Regions from separate parts of the Homo sapiens genome. Here regions 2 and 3 are each linked to region 1. Evidence: chromatin loops called from intact Hi-C (ENCODE). Cell type or tissue: heart right ventricle. All regions are shown on one strand.

Region 1 (2,500 bases):
AGAGTCCTTTAAAAATATTTAAAACACAGGCCAGGTGCAGTGGCTCACACCTGGAATCCCAGCATTTTGGGAGGCTGAGGCAGGAGGATCACTTGAACCCAGGAGTTTGAGACCAGCATGGGCAACATAGTGAGACCTTGCCTCTATCTTAAAAAAAAAAAAAAAATAATAAGGCTGGGCGTGGTGGCTCAAGCCTGTAATCCCAGCACTTTGGGAGTCCGAGGCAGGTGGATCACTTGAGGTCAGGCATTTGAGACCAGCCTGGTGAACGTGGTGAAACCACGTCTCTACTGAAAGTACACAAATTAGATGGGTGTGGTGGCGCATGCCTGTAATCCCAGCTACGTGGGAGGCTGAGGCATGAGAATTGCTTGAACCTCGGAAGCAGAGTTGCAGTGAGCCGAGATCATACCACCGCACTCCAGCCTGAGCAACAGAGCGAGACTCCATCTCTAGATAGATAGATAGATAGATAGATAGGTAGATAGATGGATGGATGGATGGATGGATGGATAGATAGATAGTTTTTGAAATGTTTACAGATGCGTCGCCCATCAGTGGGCTGTCCTCTGTACTTGAGAGTGGGCCACCATCCCCAGGGTTTGCCTTTGGCATTCCCCGGTACATCCTGTATCTTACCCCGCACCTCTGGAATCGTCATTTCTCCACCAGGCAGAGGTTCTGAAGGCCGGGAACTGTGTCCAGGTGGAGTTGCCCTTGCAGGAGAGCTTTCAGCAGAGGCTAGGTGGCATCTGGCTGGAATAGGTAGCAGGGGTCACCAGGTTGAGGGTTGGGCACCTCTATCTCCTAGATTGCATTGTTTCTAGGGTTTGATTTATATCTAGGTTTCAGGATGTTCTAGATCTTTATCTTAGTTCTGGGAATGGTGGGAATTCTCCCCAAATCAAAGTTTCCAGGTGCCAGCCCAGGGCCGGCCCTGCAGGTGGGCCTTTCTAGAGACAGCAGCCTCAGCCTTGCCACGGCCACTCTCTTCTGCACACCCACCTTGCCCTGCCTCCATGTCACAGGCATAGGGCATGTGCCCACCAGCCCAGCCTCGGGCTCCGGGGAAATTACACATTGCTCTGCCTCACTGCATGGCTGAAGGCTCGGCTTTAGGATATGAAGAGACCCTGAGCATCATGATCAGGGTAAAGCTGCTGCTCCCTCCAGAGCCTTTAATGTTAATTTCAGATGGACTCTGCTGGCTCTTTATGTTTTATTAACAAGCAGACTTAATCTTGCTGAAGCATGTGGGAAAAATGCAGTGGCCAAGTTTTCAAACCCGAGTTCATTCTGTTGCAGTACGTGTCCATACTCACGAAACAACAGCAGAGGGCAGCCTCACACCACGCATGGTACAAATCCGTGGACTGTGGGTCAAGTTCGGAGAGCGTGCTGTCCGCTTGTCCTGGAAATAATGACCTCTAATATCTGAGACTTTAAGTGATTTAATAGCTGTGGGACAAACAATGAAGGCAAATGCTGGGGAGGGTGGCCACCTCCTTGAGTACAGAGGATATTTCCCTGCGGGGTAATGTGGCTTCGTAAACCTTTTTAAAGGACTGTTTTCATCAGAGTGTTTTTGCTTGAGGAAAGAAGAACTGATTATACTTAGAGCCTTTTGGCTTGTGTTTTCTGTGCAATCATTGAAAAGGCCCAAGGCTTTGGATTGAACACAGGATTTTGAGTCCCAGCTCTAGCCCTGGGCAAGGTGATTGATTCATTTTCTGGGCCTCAGCTCCTCAGAATTACACGAAACCATGCTGTGTGGGCAGGCAGCTCCTCGGCGGCCGAGCGTCAGGTGCTGGTGGCCGCACGCTTGGGTATTGTTTTATGGGAATGAGATAAGGAGTCCTCGTTGTTGGTGTCACTTTTTTCCACAGATAATCATAACTCATCAGGTCCTTGCCCTGTATTCTGGGAATGATGCTTCCCCCTCCTGGCTTTCCCTATGGAGAACAGCCCTTGGGGGTGGACTAGGATCTGGGCCTATCGCAGCTGAGGCCTGAACTCTGTGGCCCTGCGACCTTGCTCCGCAGCAAGACGGGCTCAGGATTGCAAAGCAAAGGGCCGCTTACCTGAAGTCCAGTCGGGGAGAGCGGGGCGGGGGCAGTGCAGACGGGTGTGACCCAGCTGTTCATGGCGGCGTCTAAACCTGCCCTCAAGCCTCTGGGGCTGCTGAAACCCAGTGAAGCAAGCCTGAGTCTGTAGCCCAGAGTAAAGCCCTTCACTTAGCTGGTTCCAGTGGAACTTTCTAGCCTAACTATCCTCCTTCCTCCACCCGATGCTCTCAAGCCCCACTGTTCCGTACCTGTCCCACACCTTGTCCTCATGGGATCCCTTCTCCATGGGGACTCTTGCCCCAGCCAGCTCTGTTTCAGGGCCTCCCTCTTGACCTCGGAAGCTGCCTCCCAGAAGCCTCCCAGACCCTGATGGCAGAGGCCCCCCAGCGATCTTTCTAGATTGGAGCCTTGGGCGGTGTCAGCCCACACTCTAC
Region 2 (2,500 bases), 530 kb after region 1:
CACAGTGCTGGGCACAGGGTAGTCATGGGATCAGTGTGGGCTCAGGACCAGGCCTCCCTGCGCCACGCCGGGTCGCCTCCAGCTGATGGGTGTGTTCTAGACCCCTGGGTTCTCGGAAGTGTGAAAGGGAATGATAGCTTATAAACTGCTAAGCCTAGCACTGGCCACATAGTAAACGCTCAATGGCTTAATTTAAAGACCACTGTAAAGAGGCCAGGCCTGGGCCAGGCATGGTGGTTCACACCTATAATCCCAGCACTTTGGGAGGCTGAGGCAGGCAGATCACTTGAGGTCAGGAGTTCGAGACCAGCCTGGCCGACATGGCGAAACCCCATCTCTACTAAAAATACAAAAGTTAGCTGGGCATGGTGGCATGCACCTGTAATCCCAGCTACTTGGTAGGCTGAAGCAGGAGAATCGCTTGAGCCCGGGAGGGAGAGGTTGCAGTGAACCAAGATTGCACTACTGCACTCCAGCCTGGGCGACAGAGTGAGACTTTGTCTCAAATAAATAAATAAATAAATAAATAAATAAATAAAAAATAAACCCCAAAAACGAAAAAAGACACCAGGCCTGGACTTGCCCAGCTCCTGCCCTCAGACCTGGGGGGTACCCGGAAGGCTCAGCGGAGCCCCTCCCTGGCTGGGGCCTGACACTCACCCACAATGATGACCGGGAGGGGCTCTGAGCTGCTGGCGCCGAGGTGGTCCTTTCTGGAGGAGCTCATGGCTGGTGGGGGGCTTGGGGCTGGCAGCGGACCTGGAGTGGGGGAGAGGGGAAGGAAGAGTCCATTCGGGTGAGGCCTGGGTGTCCACACAGCCACTTCACCTCCCAGCTAGGGTGGCCTCCTGTGGCCCTCAGGGTCTGGTCCGGGGTCCCCATGAGACATATCTGACGGGACTCCCTTCTTGCTCTCACACAGCCTCTGCTCCAAACAGGCTGTTTGCCCCACCCCTCCCCAGTCATGCAGAATGTGCCCTCCCCTCCTCGGGCCTGGTTGCCCCAGGCAGCCACTGTCCCTCCGAGCCTCACTCTACTCTCCCATCTCACTGGGGCAGTAACAGTCCCCGAAACTCATTATCTGTCTTCCCGAGAGGCCATTCCTGCCCAACCCAGGAACCAGCCCTGCCAGACCCTTCTGTGGGCCACAGTCCTCGAGTCCCAGTGTGGCCTGGTGGACTCGTCATCCAGCCCTGGCACGTTGCTTCCTATCCCATTCCCGGGCCTCTCTGGGTCTCAGTTTCCTCATCTGTAAAATGGAAGCAATGAGTCCCTACCTCCTAGGGTGGTTGAGGGACACAGTAGGATCACAGACGGGAAGCACCTGCCTGGAGTGAATCTGCCACAGGGAATGGGCCAGCGCTGTGGCCTGCCCCAGGAGCTGGGATGGACTTGGGGAAATGGAAGCAGTGGCCAGGTTTGGGGACGTGCTGGTGAACCTGCCATCTCTGGGGCAGCCGCGCCCTCTGCTGGCCGCAGGCCCAAATCGCTCAAAGGGACCCAAGTGCTGGTCCTAGAGCTGCCGGTTCCCAGAGGAGCATCAGACCTACCTTCTTCCCCACACCAGCTAGCAGCGGACACCAGCCTCACCCGAGGGCCACATGCTGCCATCCTGAGGACCACAAGGCAACACCCTTGTGGGCACAGGGATGATGAGCATTTGGCACTTACTGTGTACCGGGTATTTGACATGCTTTTTCTCATATCCGCCTCACGCTGACCCTGTGCAGCCCTGGCCATATTAATGTCCCATTTCACAGATGTGTAAACGGGGCTCAGAGAGGTCGCACAAACTTCTCAGTGTCACACAGCTGGCTTTGAAACCCAGGGCTCACTGGTGCCAAGACCCTGCCAGTGCCACCACCCACACCACTCGGCCTGTCCCTCGAGATCCAGGGCCCATCCAGGTGTCACACTCAAGTGGGCGGGCACAGGGCTTGGACCACCCAGAGTGGCCAGGGGTGGGGGCCCAGGGCCACCTGCCTCCAGAATTCTTCCAGAGAAAGTGGGAATCTGGATTTCTATGTGAATGATCTGAGTTGAAGAAGTGGGCAATGAATGAACGCAGAGTTTTGGAAGATGCTTAAAAGGCCAACCAAACACAGCTGAGACCAGTGTGTGGCCTCTGATGTGTGCAGGGTGACAGAAACACCTTCGTCCACCTCCAGGCAGGTCCCGAGGAGAGGGATGAGAAACTGCCACACAGATGGGCCACTGAGAGGACCTATGTGTCGCCCCCACAGTGACAACAACTGACCTTCTCAGAGCACTCTACAGTTTGCAAGGAGGTTGCATCTAAGCAGTAGCGTCCAGCCCGCTCAGCAGCCTTGAGAGGTGAGCCCTGTCACCTCTGTCTTGCAGGTGAGGAGAAGGAGGCTCCGAGGGTGAGGATGTGCCTAGCGGGGAAGGGGTCTGTCAGGGACCCCTGTGTCGGTGCTCTCTGCTCCCTTGAGCATAGCCTTTCTTGCCTCCACTGGCGTGGGGGCCAGGGACAGCCTCC
Region 3 (2,500 bases), 400 kb after region 1:
ATAAGTCATTTCTTGTGCTCGAAGTTTCTGTAGGATGCTTTACACAAATCCAGGGCATAAGACAAGGTGAAGCTATGTGAAGTTCATGTTTGCATATCAGAAAACGTGAATATTGGCATTCATAGGACTCTAGCCTAATAGTTGAGTAAATGATCGTGAACCTTGTTAGAGGTCCAGGGTTCTGGATTTTGCTGTCGCATCAGTGATACGTATCATGAGCCATAGATGTAAGTGGCATGAACATACCCTCGCTATAGCTCTGCCATGACAAACACCAGTTATTAAGTCATCTCGTCAGGTGTTCTTGTCTCCCTTTTAAATGTTCCTCCCATTTCTGATGTCCCCACTCAAGGCTGGCACTCATCGGTTCAGAGTCACCAGGTGTCAGTGTTTCCTAGCCTGTTTTCCAATCTTGAGTCTTTTCCCACCCCAGCTCTTCCAGCATGGACATGGGTGAAACTAGGTGTGGAAGCAGACAGGTCCGACCTGCCACTTACGGCTGAGGCACCGTCACTTCTCTGAGCCTCAGCTCCCTCACCTGTGATGGGAGTAGAGAGCAGCCTGCAGAGTACCTATGAGACTGAAATCAGACAGCAGGGGGAGAGCACCATGAATGCTGATGATGCTCTTTGAATGGAAGCTGCTCTTTTTCTTTTTTGTGCGTATTTCTACTGTTCAAACATATATTGTAGCAGTTTTCTAATCAAGAATCTGCAGCAGTTTATTATTGCCTAATAGATGAAATCCACATTTTTCTTTTGTTTTTCAAGGTCTTCAGTATTCTAGGCTGAATTGCAAACTTTTTCTGTAAAGGGTCAGATAATAAATATTTTAGGCGTTATTGTGTGAAAGCAGCTGCGGGTGATATATGTGTAAATGAACATGACTGTGTTCCAGGAACGCTGTATTTGCAAAAACAGGTGTGGGCCTGGTTTGGCCCATGGGCCGTAGTTGGCCAACTCCAGCCACAATCTCAGTTCACCTTGATCTTCCACTTCCCCATGTACACCTTCCTGGAATGAGTGTCCTCCTTCTGTTTCTCTCAGGTCTTCCGCACCCCATCCCTCTGCCCATCCTCCTGGCCATACCTGTCTGGATTCCCAGCTCTTTCGCATGCTGTTCGGACTGTTTTGTCACACGCTGGCTGCCGTTCTGAAACCCTGTGGCTTTTGTGGGTGGTTGCACTCCGTAGCTTCTTACCAGAGTTGTGAGTTTATGGTGTGTTGAAGGAGCAGAGCCTTGCCAGGAAGGCCCCATCTCCACCTTGTGTGTACGCTCATGCTGCCTCACACAGACCTGGCCACCTGCTGGCTGTTGAAGTGACAGAACGTGGCATGTGATCACGGCAGCCCAGCTTGTGGTGGGTGTGGTTTTTTCTGCTTGGGCATCTGGTGGGACTGCTTCCAGGGCTGGTCTGAGGACAGTAACATGCATACGTCAGCCCCTCTGGGAATGAGGCACACATCCTCCGGTCCCCTTTGCTGTGGTCTCTTTGTCTGGGTCCTGTGCCCTTGGTGCTCCTAGACTCTGTGGTGCCAGCAAGCCTGCAGCCTCACGTCCCTCCTTTTCAATACCAGCAATGATTTCTTGATGCGTTCCCTTATTTTTTAAGGGTTTAAAGTACACTAAGCATTATAGGGCTTAGCAGGTAGAGGAGGGTGGGAAGGTGGTATTTTTTTGGTCAACTTCAGTGGGAGTTTCTGTCAGTGACTTCTGTACCAGCCTCTGCTCCTTGAGTTCCTGGGAATGTGTAAACATCTAGCATCAGTCATCAGAAAATCATTATTCGTTCCTCTGAATGACCAGCTGGTAGGATATTGGTGGCCAGTGGGCTGAGGAGGCAGTACCACTTTTTCTCGGTGTGTTGGGAATTGTCAGTTAAAAACACACTCTAGAAGGAGAACTTCATGCTGCTATTATCTCTTAAGCCACTTGGAATCAGTTGTATGTAGTTGTTGATTTGTCAAAGAGTTCATTTTTTTTGGTAGTGGAGCCATAATAAAGCTTAGCAATGCAGTTTTATAACTGAGTGTCTCATATTTTCAAATGGTTCATCTTTATCTTGACTTTACGGTTTACACATTTTTGCCATTATTTATTTCACTATAATTTCTTTGCAGATCTAGTGCACTTAAGGTATTGGAGAGACTCTAAGGAGCTCAAGATTACAGAGTAATGATAGTCCTTCTACAGTTCCCTATGAGGAGGGTAGAACACCACCACAGGTCAATCGAAAACTTACCACTTCCTGACCTTGGCAGATGTAAATGTGTGGTTATGGTTTCTTCCAGGAGAAGTGTGTGATTTAGCTGGGGAGTTAAGATGAATGTGCTGGGAACAATTTGAAAGTGATGTGAGAATGTGTCGTTAGGTGATAAATTGTGATTGTGTTAAGTGTTGTGAGGTTCAAGGCAAGTACAGATGCTTAAGGCTTGGATTGCTGGAGGGAAAACGTGAGCCTTGAGCCCCAGTGTGCCAAGTTGACAGGGAGGAGAAGAAA

Evidence for each region. Hi-C counts contacts between places; a loop is a spot of excess contacts. Peaks named below come from ENCODE experiments on the same cell type or tissue, not always from the same donor. Only the 100,000 strongest peaks of a DNase experiment are listed, where the experiment ranks them.
Region 2: it touches region 1 in a loop (5-fold over the local background); 41 of 110 quality-filtered maps call a loop at or near these places.
Region 3: a loop joins it to region 1, with 4 times the contacts of the local background. A loop is called at or near these places in 26 of 110 quality-filtered maps.

Annotation. Positions count from the first base shown.
Region 1 is chr16:84,483,654-84,486,153 of GRCh38, reverse strand. All of the region lies in intron 5 of MEAK7 (MTOR associated protein MEAK7), which reads left to right. Among named protein-coding and RNA genes, the nearest start is that of ATP2C2-AS1, 18 kb to the right of the region's middle. RefSeq lists an enhancer at 2,390-2,500. In heart right ventricle, CTCF peaks have their summits at 1,120 and 1,326 (motif pointing right); a DNase peak (open chromatin) is centred at 1,333.
Region 2 is chr16:83,955,899-83,958,398 of GRCh38, reverse strand. OSGIN1 (oxidative stress induced growth inhibitor 1) reads right to left here. Exons shown (of 6, transcript NM_182981.3): 2 at 661-759. The coding sequence starts at 727. Among named protein-coding and RNA genes, the nearest start is that of OSGIN1, 3.9 kb to the right of the region's middle. In heart right ventricle, a CTCF peak has its summit at 1,477 (motif pointing left); a DNase peak (open chromatin) is centred at 1,478; H3K27ac peaks cover 437 bases.
Region 3 is chr16:84,087,692-84,090,191 of GRCh38, reverse strand. The region is part of intron 8 of MBTPS1 (membrane bound transcription factor peptidase, site 1); the gene reads left to right. Among named protein-coding and RNA genes, the nearest start is that of MBTPS1, 28 kb to the left of the region's middle. In heart right ventricle, CTCF peaks have their summits at 1,109 and 1,311 (motif pointing left); a DNase peak (open chromatin) is centred at 1,351; H3K27ac peaks cover 704 bases.